Linked DNA regions of Mus musculus: region 1 is linked to region 2. A link is a loop called in an ENCODE intact Hi-C map of the cell type or tissue named here. Cell type or tissue: heart. All regions are shown on one strand.

The links. Peaks named below come from ENCODE experiments on the same cell type or tissue, not always from the same donor. Only the 100,000 strongest peaks of a DNase experiment are listed, where the experiment ranks them.
Region 1: it touches region 2 in a loop (3-fold over the local background); 7 of 42 quality-filtered maps call a loop at or near these places.

What each region holds. Positions count from the first base shown.
Region 1 is chr19:55,249,367-55,257,366 of GRCm38, reverse strand. Acsl5 (acyl-CoA synthetase long-chain family member 5) reads right to left here and starts at 3,998. Exons shown (of 22, transcript NM_027976.2): 1 at 3,201-3,998. In heart, CTCF peaks have their summits at 3,552 and 3,752; DNase peaks (open chromatin) are centred at 3,376, 3,766 and 4,336; H3K4me3 peaks cover 2,197 bases; H3K27ac peaks cover 2,121 bases.
Region 2 is chr19:55,312,632-55,320,631 of GRCm38, reverse strand. Zdhhc6 (zinc finger, DHHC domain containing 6) reads left to right here and starts at 4,596. Exons shown (of 11, transcript NM_025883.4): 1 at 4,596-4,836; 2 at 5,860-6,331; 3 at 7,352-7,443. The coding sequence starts at 6,065. It overlaps Vti1a (vesicle transport through interaction with t-SNAREs 1A), which reads right to left and starts at 4,575. Exons shown (of 8, transcript NM_016862.4): 1 at 4,088-4,575. The coding sequence starts at 4,181. In heart, a CTCF peak has its summit at 4,072; DNase peaks (open chromatin) are centred at 4,201 and 4,721; H3K4me3 peaks cover 2,805 bases; H3K27ac peaks cover 1,928 bases.

The DNA.
Region 1 (8,000 bases), 63 kb after region 2:
GAGCCTCAGAGGATGTCCTCAGCATGCAGGGGCATGTGCACACCTGTCTACACACGCACCTGCACAAACTTACCTGCACACACACCTGCAAACATGTTTACCTGTGCACACACACGCGTCTGCATACACAAAGAGTTTCTCTTTTCTCTCTTCTACATGCCTCCATTTTCACACCCTTACCCCTCCCTATCAGATGACCTGTTGAAGATGTCTCAAAAGATAGGGCCATCATCACCTTGGTTCCTCTTACAGACAAATGTCTTAACAAGTCGTTGTTACTATTGAAACACAGCATTTGTAATTGGAGGAGACATGGGGCTATCCCTGATTCAGCCCCACTCCCTTCCCCTCATCTCCCACGAGCCACTCAAAAAGCCCATCACCATAGTTGTAGAATAGAATGACCCAGGCAGACTGAGATCTGTAACGGCAGCACACAGGCCGGATGACCATCCAAACCCTATCAACTCATTTATTCATTCACATACCAGGAATGTAGAACCTAGGAAAAGTCCAGCCCTATGCCAGTGGGAAGGACTACTAAGAGATTGTATCTAACTTCAAGACAGACCCAGATGTACTGACCACAGGATGGGGTATGAGCTGTGAAGGCTGAGGTTGCTGCTGGGGTCACACCATGCTTGCCGTGTGCTGCCAGACTCAAAAGTCACCTCTGGCTGCACCCAGCCAAGAGTCAGTGCATCGGCTAGGCACAAGAATGTGACAGAGTAACAGGTAATATACTTGTGATTTTTAAAATACTGCTAATCCTGGGCCTGAGAGCTCTTCTGCCTGGAGGTGGGAGAAGTTGCTCCCTCCTCTTCTTGTTCTTTTTTTAAGATGAACTTCCTTTTAAAAAATTAAACATTCTAAAGTGAACCCTCTAGCGCATTCACCACGATGTGCCGCTGACTCGTCTATTTAATTCCAAAACATTTTCGTCACACTGAAAGGAACCCCTGAGCGTGTGAGGCAGTCACTGCCCCTCCCACTATCCTCCCAGCCCCTGACAACTAGTCTGTCTACATTTTGTCTTCACAGATTTGAGTTGGGAGGATTTTCAGAAGAGTAAACATCTGCCAGTTTTTTATTCTTTGGCCCACGCAGGAAGCGAGACTCATCAGAAGAGTCTCGTTGAAGAACAGATCATCCTCAGAATGAAGTGAGCCCAAGTTCAGATTCCACATCCAACCATCCATGATGTTTTGGATGTCTTTCTTTTTCCTTTTCTTTTTCTTTTTCTCTTTCTTTTCTTTTCTTTTCTTTTCTTTTCTTTTCTTTTCTTTTCTTTTCTTTTCTTTTTTCTTTTCTTTTTTGAGACAGGGTTTCTCTGTGTAGCCCTGGCTGTACTGGAACTCACTCTGTAGACCAGGCTGGCCTCGAACTCAGAAATCCACCTGCCTCTGCCTCCCAAGTACTGGGATTAAAGGCGTGCACCACCACGCCCGGCATGTCTTTCTTTCTAAGCCTCACTTTTCTACCAAGAATCTGCTCCATAGGGTTTTATTGAAATTCAAAATAAAAGTCCCCATAAGATTCCAAGCAAGGTATTCCCCAACGACAGCAGCATTTTCATATTCCTAGTTCCAGAAAAAAAAAAAATCTCAAAGAGAGGATGACCATATGAGCTCAATCTGGTACCCAGAATGTCACACAGGAACATCTTTTTACAAGTTCAATTTTTAGGCTATCCAAAGAAAGGCTTTATCCTAAAAGTGAGTGAAGGATGGGCTTTAAAAATAAAACTGTAAATGTTTTATTTTTGAAAGCATCAGACTGCTTATAGTTCCAATACAATTGACAACCTGCTTGCCTTGTGAACATGGGAAGGTAGGGTGTCACCTCTCTGACACTTTTTTTTAACCATTAAATAGAGAAGTCACCCACCTCAAAACAACATCTTGCTCAAATATGATATCTACTATGTGCTGGCAGTGAACTCAGTTCTCTGCCCTTCTGTAGCATACTGTCCCAGGACGTGCCTCTTCACTGTGAGGTAGCACTGAGGTGCACAGAGGCACACTGATATTGTGGAAGGTATCTTTGCCCTAAATAACTAGCATATACCCAGGCATATAACCCCAGCACTTGGGCAGCTGAGACAGGCAGATGGCCAGCCCCACCTGCCTAAGAAGTAAAGTGAAAAATCAGTTTCAAAATAAATAAATAAATAAAATAAAATAAAATTGTAATATAGCTTGGCTGAAATTTCGTTTATCTGAACAGTATTTTTTTTAATTAAATTGAATATGCTTCTCTGGGTTATAGGAGCTGCAATTTTTTCTAGTGTCTCCAACACCAATATCCCATAAATACACCAGCTACTTCGCCTGCCTAAGTAAGCTACCTGCTTTTCTCAAAGCGCCTGCATTTACAGCTATTGTTTTATTTAGTCTATTGTGCCTTTCATTGGTAGAGACGGACACATGAGTGATGCTCACAAGATTTTATACTGTTCCTTCCAAGGTGAATTCTAAAATTACCTGAAATAACTGCCATGTGCACACAGAGGGCGGGGTCAGAATCCACTGCCTTCTATCTCCAGTTTTTAAACCTGACCAATGCTTTATTTTATTTTAGACCCTGCCTCTTACAAGGCACCAATCAACTGTAAGTAGGAAGTTTAGATTCAACCCTGCCATTCAGACTAGACTGTCAAAGGGGAGGGGGAGGGGCGATACCACTAGGAGGTATCAAAGCCCAGCTCCTGCAGCCCCTTTTCAAGGCTCCCAAAACCCTTTAAGAGCATCTTAGGTCTAACCAGTGTTTATAGCTCTGAAAAGAGACCCAGCTTCATTCGGCCTGTATCTCCATCTCTTTGGACTGATTCCTTAGCTCTTACCATCAGAGGGAGTCAAAACTCAGTGAAAATCAGGGTTAACCCCCCACCCCCACCCCCCAGCCCACCCCAGGGAGCTATGCCGCCACGTGCTCGGGTCTGCCAAAAGGTCTCTGCTTGTATTCCACCCCTTAAGAGAAAGTCCCTCCCTGTGTCCTCTTCCTCCTTCCCCTCATCCCTCCTGATGCAGAGGAGCCCTCCACTCCCAGGCAGAGAGAGCATGGCGCGCACACGTGGAGGCACAGCAAGCTTTGAATTCCAAGCAGCTTCCTGAAGTGGGCAGGGAGGAGGGATTTGGGATGCCTCTGTCACGCGTGCAGGAGCCCCGTCCTAGGATCACACCCGGCTCCAGATCCCTTACCCTGGGAAGGGCCGCACGCACGCCTTGGAGCTTCCGAGTGAGGCTTTCTGGCTCCGGCTTCTTGCTGGCAGGAGAGCCTCGGTCCTCCCTTCCTCACCCCGGGCTTCTCCGCGGGCAGGGTGACTTCAGAGCGTCCATGCAGGCAGGCAGGCAGGCAGCCTGGCTAGTGGCCCCACTTCTGCCCTGCCCTGATCTGTCCCAGCCAGGCCATAGCCGGGCTTTCTGACATGCTGGTGCTGGGGACTTCACTTCCTGGTTTGGCTTTTTTTTCCCTCCTCCTTCACAACTGAAAGTGGAACCGCTTTTGACTAGGAGGAGACAGATATCCAAAGCTACCCTAGCCGGTTTTCAAAGCCTTTAACCTCAATCCCCAGGGGCTGAAACACGAGCCACCTTTGCATCAACACAGTCCACCTGCTCCCGCTGGTCCCACTAGCTCTTCTCCAAGATGAAAATCCAAATGAAAACGAGTTGAGGTGGCCCTGGGTTCATTGCCAGAGAAACGGAGGTGACGTTGTTCCCCGCTGCGTTCGCAGGACAGGAAAGTCCAGCTAGAGGGACCTCCGCCCTTAGGTTAGATGCAGCACGACTGTCTCTTTCTCTGTGTAGCTCCTTTCGCCAGTCCCCAGACCTCCCTGATTCAAAAAGCCAGGCACCTCTGCACCTCGCAGAGACAACAGAATAGATAAATAAGCCAGGAACCACGGGGGCAGAGAGCCATTCAGTTGAAGTGGCTCCCTTTCCGCAGACACACCAGCTCAGCTCCGGCTCTCACCCCGCCAAGTTTAAGGATGAAATGTGTTCTGTGACCCCTCTTACACCTCAGCATTATCCGGGTTCACAGTTGTCTTAATCGATCACCCTTTGAGGTTCTGGTCTCCCAGGGACACAAGGAGACCTCGGTCTCAGAATTGGAAGAGAGATGACAGGTTCTGCCCCCTCCCTCTCCCCCACTCCCGCTGCAACCTCACGACACGCAGAATCAAGTAGCATTTTCCCGGCCTTGATCCCTCCAAGGATTGACAGGAAGTTCAAGGTGAAGACTTCACTAGAGTGCTAGCCTACCTTAGGATTCCTTCTTTGTGCAGAGAGCACCCCATACCCACCCACCCCTGCTATAAAGACCAGGAAAAACAAACCGGTGCCACACCTCAGAGACCTGCAGGTCTGACCCCTTGGGAAGGACGGATAGAGGTGCCTCTAGCTTTTGTTTAATTTTGGAGCTCAGCTTCCCAGGAGACTTTTCTCCCCCCCCCCCCCGGCGTCCCCCCCCCCCCCAGGAAAACCTCAGGTGGGAAAGTGCATGCCAAGCCTCAGATGTCTATCTAGGATATCTATCTCTGGTTTCTAAGTCCTGTTTTATCCCATCTCCCATAGCAGGAGCACACCAACTAGTCTAATTGTTGTTTTTGACGTCATGGATCTCTAGAATTAAGTGTCCGTTTCAGCAAGGGCTGGGTCATTCTAAGATCTTGTTGTCTTGTCTTTCCATCCAGTTCCACCGCATGGTAATGACACTCTAAATGTTTCCCACATGGGGAGGATTCTGACATCGCCCAAGATTTCTATACGATGGAGCAGACCGTAGAGACAGACTAGGTCAACTATAGCTCTACCACTAGCTATACTAGTGGGTTAGGCATACTACTCCCCTTATAGGAGATGCTCCTAATGTCACCACATACCCTGCCTTTAGGATGCTTTCCAGACCCTAAGAGTGTCACAACCCGGAAGTCCTTCCTCCCTCCGGAGACATCAACAATTGTTAAGTGGCTCCTCTTAAGAATTTCTGAATGGAAGATGAAAGAAACCTGCATCCTTGCTCCAACTTTACCCTTTACAAAAGGCTTTATACCCTCACATTCTCTTCCAATTCTTTTGATTTTTTTTTCCTCTTCTAAGAGTCAAGTGGCTCAAATGTTTTCCTTTCAAATTGACATCTTTCTTTGCCTCCCACACAAGTGAGCTGAGAGATTATCACCCCTGTTATGAAAGAGCTTTAGTCAGGTTACAGATGAATACACACTCACTTTCTCCCCCGCCATATCTATCTACTCCCTCTAGCCCATAGGCCAGAGAAGGCAGCTTACCTCTTGAGAATGGTCACAGCAGCTAGGTTGAGGAATGGCTTCTCTTGCAGCTAGCTCTCTCTGTTCAGCACCACATGAAGCTGCCTCTGCCTTTCCACGCTCCAGGACGAGGCGCACCTGAAGCCACCGGATCTTGCTCTGAGTGTCCTGCCAGCTGCTCTGGAACCTTTGGACCTGTTTCGATAGAGGTGCAAAGGTAGAAGTTACCTGCTCACTCAGAGTCACCTCTGACAGAAGTGGAGAATTTGGCAAAAGGTTAAACAAGAGATTGTTAGGCAATGGATTTAAGAGGGGGAAGAAAAAAATAGAGCAATTGGCTCAGAAAGCTGCCATTGAATGGGGTGGAACTTTTTAAAGGTCAGCTTCAGGGAAGGGACAGGCATGCGTATGACTTTGCATAGGAGTTTTCTCCCCCCCCCCCCCCCCAATCTATGGGTCTGAGACAGGAAGAGGCTAGACTAGACAATAAGGCAGAGAAAGTGCACCTTCACTTCAGGAAATGGGGAAGTCACCCATATCGGCTCAGGCTGTGCCTATAAGATCTGGACTGAGTAGAAGTTTGTGTCTGGAGATGAGCCTTCTAGGAAAGCCAGGATATTTCCAGGATTCCAAAGCAAAGAAACAGAGATATCCTGAAGTCCCCCGAGCGTGAGTCAAAAGACAAGTCAAAGTGCCAGAGAGTGTGGGGTGATGGGACCAGGCAGCCCTACTGGCCCCTAGTGAGACACCAGAGGCTGTTGCCTCATGACTCAGCCTATCTTCTTCCTTCTATCCATGTGGAAGGTGCGCATCACTACACTGTTACTAAATCATTAAGACCACAAAGGTATCATCATAGAGATAAGAGGCTCTGTAGGCCAGGCAAGATTTTACTTCTCAGGAGAGGACAATGAGCCCTATTCAAGAGGACACTAAAACCTTATAATCAGGTAGCAGACAACCTAGGCCTGAGGCAGGGTCACAGATGTCCAGCTCTGTGTTTGGTCCTTCTGTAATGCTGTCCCACTGGCCAATGGGTAGCTAGCCACTGATGGTCTGTTAAGCTTGAGTGCTTTCGCTGTACCAGGCCTATAGTATAGAAAGGCTTATTTTTTTAATGTACCTGATCAGGAGACCAATATCAAAGTCAGGCATTAGCACCACTTCCTGCCCGATTCTGTATGGGGTTAGCAAGTTAATAACTCAGGGGTCTTCACGGGCAAGATTTTCATCCAGGTCGTAAGTGCTTGGACCTCAAAGTAGATCTCAAAGGTCATCTCTTCCTAAAGAGCCCCGACTTAAGTTTCCCTCCACCCAGAAAGAAAAGGTCTCCTAAGAGGCTCTGGAGAGCCCCGTGAGAACCTCTGACATCAGTGCTACCAGACTGGACCAGAGCCAAGGTCTTCTGATCAGCAAACGACTGACTGAACACCTGCTGATAGCACATTCTCTAGAGAGTGAGATGCACCAAGCCATGGTTTCTACACTTTAGTGCATGTCACAATCCCCCAGAGGGAATGTTACAACACCATTGTCTTGACCTGCACCATGTTTTTTTGATTCTGTAAGCAGGAGCTGGAGCCTGAAAAATCTGTATTTATATTAGTATCACGTGATATGGGGTTGCTATTGTTCTGCGGTCACCCTAGATTCATGTTTGCACCAACCCTGCTTTGAATAGGACCAGATACTCGGATACCTACAGGGGCTGTATTAGGGATAGCCTTGGTTATGACCACTTTTGACCTAGATGTAAACTCATGCTTTTGGAGACGTTGGCCAGTTAGCTGAGTTCCAGCAGGAGGCTTTGGCTGAGCAGGAGTCCTGCCACTGACTGCCCATGCCGTCTTTACATAGACCTAACTCAAAGTCACTCAGGGTCAGAACAGGATGACCCAAGTGAGTTTAAGTACTGGCATGATTGCGCCATCAGTGACTTAACTTAGCTTCATTAGTTAACTTTATCCTCAAGGGCATCAGAGACTCCAAAAGGTGATATGCTGACCTATGGTGAAAAGCCCAGAGTCTGGGTTGCTAATGCTCTAGCAGGCCACACCATCTATCTCTCTCTTAATATGTATATTACATGTATATACATAATATATATTATATTACTGCTTTATATATGCCATTATATTTTATATAAATTCTGCATTACATAATATTAGCATTATTATCTATTGCATATGTGTATATGGTATGTATCGCTGCTAGGTGTGTTTGCAGGTTGTGTTTGCACACATGTGGAGGTCACAGACTGATATTTGGTGTTTTCCTTGATTGTCCTTCACCTTACTTATTGAGACAGAGTTCTGCCTTGAACCCAGAGCTCTCTGGCTAGTCCACCTACTCAGCTTGCTTGGTGGGAAATCCCCCCATTCCAACCCTGAGAAGCTTTGGGACCACAGGCAGGTCTCTCTGTCTACCTGGGGCTTATATGTGTGCTGTGTGTCTGACAAGCAAGTGCTTTTCTATTGAACCACCTCCCCAGCTCCCACACCATCTCTTGATGAACCACTGTCTCTGGCATGTCTCCTCAAACACCATGGTTAGACAAGGCTTCTTTATTGCACTCAACAGCCATACATTTTAGAATGCAATGGTTTTTAAAATCCCTCTCAATTTAGCCATCCAGCAGTCACTAAAAAAGTGCAAACCTTCATTCTTTTAGGTAATTCAGAGGTGAGGATCTTGAGATGTGAGGTGACTGACCAATAGCCTCAATTCTTAT
Region 2 (8,000 bases):
GTGGTAACAAGGTCCACTGACATGCGGAAATGAAGAGTCATTTTGTGATTGTTATACAATCTCAATTATTCTAAAAGTAAAATGTTTTGGGCCAGGAGTATAGCTGACTGAGTGTGGGTCTAACAAGAGATAAGGCCTTGGGTCCTACACCTGGCTCCACAAATACAAAGTGAAGCCATTACTTAAATTAACTATAAACTGTCCTAGTTTATAGTTAATTTAAGGACAAGATCCCTCTAGGTTTATAGTGTAGACAATGTGTAGAAGTGTAAAAATGAAAATATGAATGTATATGTACACTTGACACAAATTTGTATTTGTTACCCAAAGATGACTAAAATTCCATAAATAGTTGTTTATAAAGCATAACTGAACCATAGGTAGCAGCTGACAGCTGTCTCCTCAATATACTCAACTAAAAAGTATATCTGGCTCTTAAGCTCTCACCTTTCTTACTCTCTAGCCCTCCTTTTCTCTCTCCCTTTGCCCCTCTCCACGTGCCCATGGCTGGCCTCTCCCTTTCTACCTTCTCTCTTTCTCTCTGCCTTTCTACAATAAAGCTCCAAAACTATTTAAAATATATATATATATATCTGGCAGCTTTAATGGTCTCCTAAACTTTGCACGGTGTGACAGCTACTCCATTAAACTCAAGGGTTTCCTTCTAAGCAACACCTATTTTGTGGCATCTCTGTTAACTCCCCTCCCTCAATTCCCTTCTTTCCATCACCAGAATTCAACACCATTTCTACTTCCACATGCTAAAGCCCTGACAGCCCATTTCTCTTCAAATATAGGTTTTCGTCAAGAGACTTAACTTCACTCTAGATTAGGCACAGAAAGGATGCAAGAAGTTCAAGGTTCCCTTTAAAGTACAATTTCAATGACAGAGTCTGAAGAGCTGGATCCTAGCCAGCCCTGCCCACTGCTGACTGAAGCCCCGTAGAGTAACTAAATGGCATCTCTCGAGGGCTAGTTTGCTATGCTTCCTCTGCTGGTGTGCCATGCTTCATTTGCTGAAATGAGCACCCTTCCTTCCCACTCTACTGATGGACGAGGCAGGCTTACAGAGCCAAGAAACTTGTCCACAGCTACGTGTAGTAAGATTAGGCAGAGGTGAGATCCTAAACAGGTCTGACACCAGCAGCCTGAGTCTTAATCATTCTGTCATGATACAGTCTTGGAACATTCTAACTATAACCCTAGCAGGAGTCACAATTGCCCGTGGGGAGATAAAGAAGTAATTGCAGAGTAAAATTCTGTTGAAGACCCTGAAAGATGCCTGCCTGCTGTGACGCAAGCTCCACCTTGCAGAAAGAACTCTGCTGCTAAGAAACTCACTCCCAGCACAAACACAGGACTGTCACATGGGCTATGTCTTGGCTCGTAGATTTCCCTGATTTGTCTGACTTCCCCACAGAACAATCACCAGTAAAATTCAATCTTTAAATTTAGTAACCACAGGGTATTCATTAAGGGACTCACCCATCTCACAGCTACTAAAGTTAGTTAAGATTCAAACACTTCAAAGAGCAAAGTCTTTTCACTGGTAAATTATTACAGAATAATCAGTTTCTTTTTAAAATAAAGCTTCAGAATGTTGGGGGTTGTTTGTTTGTTTGTTTGTTTGTTGTTGTTTTGTTGTGTTGTGTTGTGTCCTGTTCTCTTTGGAAGTCTCCTTAGCAGCTGCACAGGCACAGCAGAGAATGGTTCATCTCCACAGAGGCTCAGTGCTGCAACTTAAATCAGCTGTTATTTGGGAGAAGGAGCTGCTTGGACTTTAAAATTGGCTCCAATTTTTAAATCGTTTTAATTCAAATAAATTACCACTCCTCTCTGGGTCTGTCTCAGCTGAGTGACACAACCATTATGATGCTGTGGGATCTTTTAGTTACAGTAATTATGTTAACAATATAATTATTGGTAACTATATAATCCCATAGCAAGGATACTGCTCTTGTCATGGTTATAGTATCAATTCCTGTTAGTTCATAAATTCATGGAAAAATATCTTTTTCTATCAATTAGGAGCAAGTTAAAAAGGGAGCAAGCACATTAACAAGAAAACCACTGTGTTTTCAAGAATCATTTAATTATTCAAATAAATATACATTTTCCCCCCACAGTGCCAACAAGACAACCTCCTTTCAAATGAAACATGGTTGCTGTGTGTGGGTCTCACATTACACTAAGTGTAAGGACAGGGATAATAGCATCTTTATTTTTTAAAATAATTCAACTGTTTCCTTATATGTAGTAAAAATTTTAAACACAAAGGCAAGAAAATCAATTGTAACAAAATCTATTTTCTTAGAAAGAGTCTTCAAAACTTTATATTCAGGACAATATTACTTTGTAAAACAGTTTCTCAATAATAAAGCTATTTGCCCAAATTATATTTAAAAAAAAGTTTCTACTGCTAAAAAACAAACAAAATATTAAAATTCAAAATGAGCAAAATCCAACCGCGACTGCACATCCTGGTACTGAGGCTCTGGGACTCAATTCAAAGGCACGAGTCTCAGACAACAACGGCAACAAAATCAAGATGATCTTGGGCAATGGAGACAAGTGGGACTGAAGAGAAGAGGTGAAGTGAAGTATCATGAAGGCAGGAGGCCATCTTCCATCAGATTTTTTTTGTAAAAATCTCTGAGGCAACACAGCTCCATGGTATACGCTACACTGGTTCTCTCCCCTTGCTCCCTTCCTTGAACTCATAAGCCTCTTTAAGACATCATTCACCTCCTTCCGAGCTAACTGAGACTTCAGGAGGTAAGTGGGATGGAGGCTCAGGGGTCCTGGCTTCAAGCAAATATCCCTAGTAACAGAAAACAGGGAGGGGTGATAAGGGAAAAATTATTTATAAACATAAAGATTGGGGGAAATTCTGGACAGGGGGTGAGGAACAACTTAGACTCAAGAGAAGTTACTGCTGTCATCTTGGCCTGGGGCTGACCAGGTAAGAAAGTGAAGATACCCACAATTCTGCAGACCAATGAGAATCATCTCTTCTACACAGTATGCTCCAGAGCTGGAGTAGAGGCAAGTTCAGCAGCCCAGTGATCATTCAATTTCCCTAACGAAACTGAGCCAATAAATAAATAAAACTCACAATTTGTCTGTTACTAACTACTCAAATTAAATCTGTACTTAAAGAAAAAATCCTAAAACACTATCTTATAAGTCACAAAGTATTATATAACAATCCCTTGCTTATTCACAAAAAAAAAAAAAAAAAATCTGAGCCCTTAGAAAAGAAATGTCAAGAAAATCAGACAAGGCTCCCACCTTCCCACTGTTGACAACCTAGCATGCAGGGTAATACCTGGAGGATGCTGAATTGTAAAAGTGAGCAAAGTTGTCCTGTACGAAGTTTCATATAAAACTGGGTTATAGATACCCAAGAAAGATGAGAATCACAGAATCAGGGCAGAGGTCTGAAAAATAGGAATCCTAACAAGAGCTAAGACACAGGGCTTCACAGCTGCGTATCAGTTAATCTTCACAACCGCCCTGAGAGAGGTACGAGTCTCTCGAACCAAGAAGGAAGTTTTGAAGGATAACGAAAACTTGCCTAGGAGACAACTTCTAAGTGGCAAGGGTTAGACTTGAATTCAGGCATCCTAGCTCGTCATTCTAGTGTGCCACGAATAAGGATAACAGAATTATTGACTAAAACGACAACGCTGCTGCTGCATTTACAGATCCACAATCTTGATACTTTCACACAGTTCCTTTGAATACTCATATTTTACAAAAGATAAAAAAAGATAGAAAAAAAAAAAGAAAAGGAAAAAAGAAGAAATCAAGATGCAGAGCAATGTTTCCAAGGCTATACAAGCTTTTAAAAAGCGGTGGGGTAGGAAACAGGCGCCACCCCCCCAAAATGGTTTCCACGCAGAAGGTGCTTTGCATTTGAAGCACATTTAATGCCAATCACAACCTACTACCCAGAACGCACCCCTCCCCGGGCCGCCAGCACCACCCACAGCAGCCTCGCGCCAGCGAGCCCCGCGTGCCCAGGCGGCGTTCCGCGGCCCCCGGCTCTCCAGGCCGCCCCCGCCCGGCCGGGCAGGGTACTCACCGGGAGGGAGCCGAGGGACCCTTGCAATCTTGCTGGTGATCTCAGCAGTGAGCACTGCGAAGTCCTGCTCGTACCCTTCGAAGTCGGAAGACATGGCAGCTCGGGCACGGCCGGCCGGAGCCGGGTTCTAGCGCTCAGAGCGGGACTCGCCAAGGGCGCCCGGCCTCGGCGCAGGGACCCTGTGAAGAAGTCTCCACAGCACAGCGGGAACCGGGAACAACTCCCAGCCCTGCCGCTTCCTGGTTGCTCTACGCAGTCCTTGTCCTCCGGAAACTGCGCTGCCTGCGCCTTTTCCTTTCCACCCAAATCTTCGAACGTAAAACTAAAGAAAAAGTTCACTTTCGGTGACCCCTAAAAAAAAAAAAAGACTACGAAAGCCCACATGCTCTCGGGTATCACAGAATACACGTCCCCCACACTGCAGCTCCAGAGAAACGGCTGGAGCGCCCCCAAACTCTAAGTTGCAGGCGCGGGCTTTCCGAGGGAAGATTGACGCCGCGCACCGACCGGAAGTGGCTGTGGCGGAGCTTGCGCCGAGGACCCGAGCGGGAGGCTCACGGCGGCCGCGTGAACCAGAGACGCGCGGGTCCGAGTTCCCCGCGCAGGTCTCGCCGTCAGGGTTCGCATTCGGCTTGCTCAGACTGAAGCGCTCATGACAGAGCTATAAGGAGGAGAAAATCTGTTCCGCTGAGCCCGGGCCGTCCCGGAAATGCGATGGCTGTGGAGCGGGCACCGGAGACCAGACTGAGGTGGGAGTCACCGCAGGGGGTGCAACCCGCTTACGAGGCGGTCTTCGCCTCGACCTAGTCGACCCAGCATCTCCAAAATATCGAGCCCAGACCTCGCTTAATAAGACGTTTGTCCTGTGAGTGAAGATCCCAGAGCATCCCGCACCACTACATGGGCGGGAAACTGAGGCAGGCACCGACCGGGCTGGCGCATCTGCTCCGTGGGAATCCGTTACGCATACGTCATACCCATGTGTCATAGGTCTTTTCCCGGCTCATTTCACTCCATTCAGAACTCAGGTCTACAACTATTCCCCGTGCGTGCCTTCTTCCCTTCTCCCTCGGCCCCGGAGGGAATTATCCCCCCCCCCCCGCCCGCTTAAATCCACTCTGTGCTCGTTCTCGTGCACTGCTTCAGTTGTGATTTTTCGCGCACACACATGCGGCCTTCTCGTTTTAATCTCACCCTTCTTCCTGTACCTTTAACCCCGATCGATTGCTAATGTTGGCGCTTGGGAGAACAAGTGCCCAGTTATTAATACACAAAGTATTATATGCGTAGAGCATGTCACAGTTAATTCACAACTCGTTGGGAGGCAGTTTAGAACGTCCTAAAAAAGAAGTTTGGTGCTTCTATTCTGGACTTAGCTGTTACTTGTGACCTTGGTCGGTCGATATAATCACAGTCTCTCTAAGCCAGTTTCTGTTCTAGGAAGAATTAGATACGTGATAATTAGATAAGACCCTGCTTCTCAGCTCCCTAAGTCTTTGTTCTCTCTAACGATCCACTAAGCTAGGAGTAGTCGATCCTTTCTGGCACTTTGAACAGAAGAGGAAAACTGTTTAATATGTCCGGTTTTCGTGCACTTCAAGCTCGGACTGTATTCTGGATAGGTCCAAAGTAATTATTTTTGTTCTCGATAAGAGGTGAACTCCACACTAGTGTGCTTTCGAGGTGCTGAGTCAAGTGCTCCTTGGAGTTAAATATTAAATAAATGGCATATGGACTTTCTAAACGGAGTTTTCCCATCTTGTTTTCTTTAGGCTGTGTTTCAAATCAACCTATATTCTCCTGTGAGATACAGAGTTCTGGAGGCCACAACTGAAAATGACATACCCCACCTCAGTGACCCTTCAGCCAAAGGCATGACAGCTCAGGCACACACATGGACTTGTTGCACACAGAAATGTGTGCACAGGAAAAGGAGATCTCTAGTTCTTTAGAAGAAAGAAGTCATTCTTCACCAAGATGGGCATATTCTGCTCAGTAATCAAGTTTGAAAATCTTCAAGACTTAAGGAGACTGTGTCATTGGGGTCCCATCATAGCCCTGGGTGTTATAGCAATATGTTCCACAATGGCCATGATCGACTCTGTCTTGTGGTATTGGCCCTTACATACAACTGGAGGAAGTGTGAACTTCATCATGTTGATAAATTGGACCGTCATGATTCTTTATAATTACTTCAATGCCATGTTTGCTGGTCCTGGCTTCGTCCCTCGGGGGTGGAAACCGGTAAGAAAAAGATCCATTTGACAATGACCTTTGCATAATTTTTTTATGTTTAGTTTGCCATTATGATAACGTTTTGGTTTTTACCTAATCAGCCTCTGTCCTAGGTGACACTGGTGCTACTCCAGTGACTGATGAGTACTTATGTGTAGAACTTGTGTCTATTTGAAAATAATGATCTATGTTAGCGATTTCCAAAGCAATTGAAGACTTGTTCTTTGGGGGTTTGTTGGTGGTGGTGTTTAAAGGATGTATGTGGTAGTCCATACCTTAATCTCCACACTGAGGAGGCAGGGACATGTCATCTTGTGAGCTAGGCCCACCTGGTCAATATAGCAAGTTTCCAGAAAAGAAGAAAGGGAGGACAGCGCCTCAGGCGGAGAACATGTTGGAAAACATATCCAGAAACTGAAGAGCCTTGTATAACTGCAAAAAAAAAAAAAAAAAAAAACTGGTGGTGGGGGGGAGCAACTAGCTCAGAATCCATGGGAGCTGCTTGCACCACAGGGATGTCTAGATGTTTTAGGCAAAGCCCTGGCAGAGGGCAATATAGGAACAATATTTTGATAATACAGAGATTTAAATGAGAGAAAATGACCAGTTAGGGAGTTCCTGAAATGACCCAAAGAGAAAAGGTGACAAGGGCAGTAATTGTATGAGGGGGAAATTTCAGAAAGTGTCACCTCTTACTTCACTGTGGAGTCCTGGTCAGGTTATCTAAAGCAGCTCCCACTAAGAGTGGGAGGACCTAAGTCTCCTTTCGTAGAACCAGTTGACACTGGATTCGGGTTGTGTAGAGAAGAAAAGAAAAATAATCTCTGAGAAATCTGTAGAATGAAGCCGTCCTTACAGTTTATCACTTAAAATATGTTAGTGCAAATGCAGGCGTTGAAAATGCAAGTTACTGGCCCCCTTCCCCTTCATCCATAACAGAAATATAAAGCACTCTAGGGCCTTCCTTCATAAAGCCCAACTTGCTACCATTTAGGATCAAGTAACTGACATGCCTCCCTTTCTATCAAGGAAAAGTCTCAGGATAGCATGTATCTCCAGTATTGTAAAGTCTGCCAAGCATACAAGGCGCCACGTTCACACCATTGCAGAAAGTGTAACAGGTGAGTGACTTTTCTGTTTACTGGACCTGATCCACTTGGTTTCTCCTCTTTTTGTTGTATTTCCTGTTGTGACAGTAGAATCCATTTCTGTTCCCTAAAACTGTCCTATTTTACTTCTCTGTTGCTGGGATGAAACACTGACCAAAGCCATGTTGGGGGAGGGAAGAGTTTATTTGGCTTCAGGTTACAGTCATTGTCAAGGAAAGCCAAGGCATGAGCTTGAACCAGAAACTGAGGAGTGCTGTCTAGTGACTTGCTCTTCCTTGCTTATTCAGCTACCTTTTTTTTTTTAAGGCAGCCCAGGCTATTGCCCTCGGTGGGCTGGGCCCCTTCCATGTCGATCGACAGCCAAGAAATGACGCCTAGATAATTCCCACAGTCCGGTCTGATGGAGGCATTCCTCTTGGGAACCCCTCTTCCCAGTATGTGTAGGTTTGGGTCAAGTTAACAAAAACTAAGCAGCACAGCAAGGCATTCACCTTGTCAGAAATATTATCAAAATACTTGTCTGGAAGATTGGTTTGCATTTAAATATCAACATAAATAATTTTATTCTT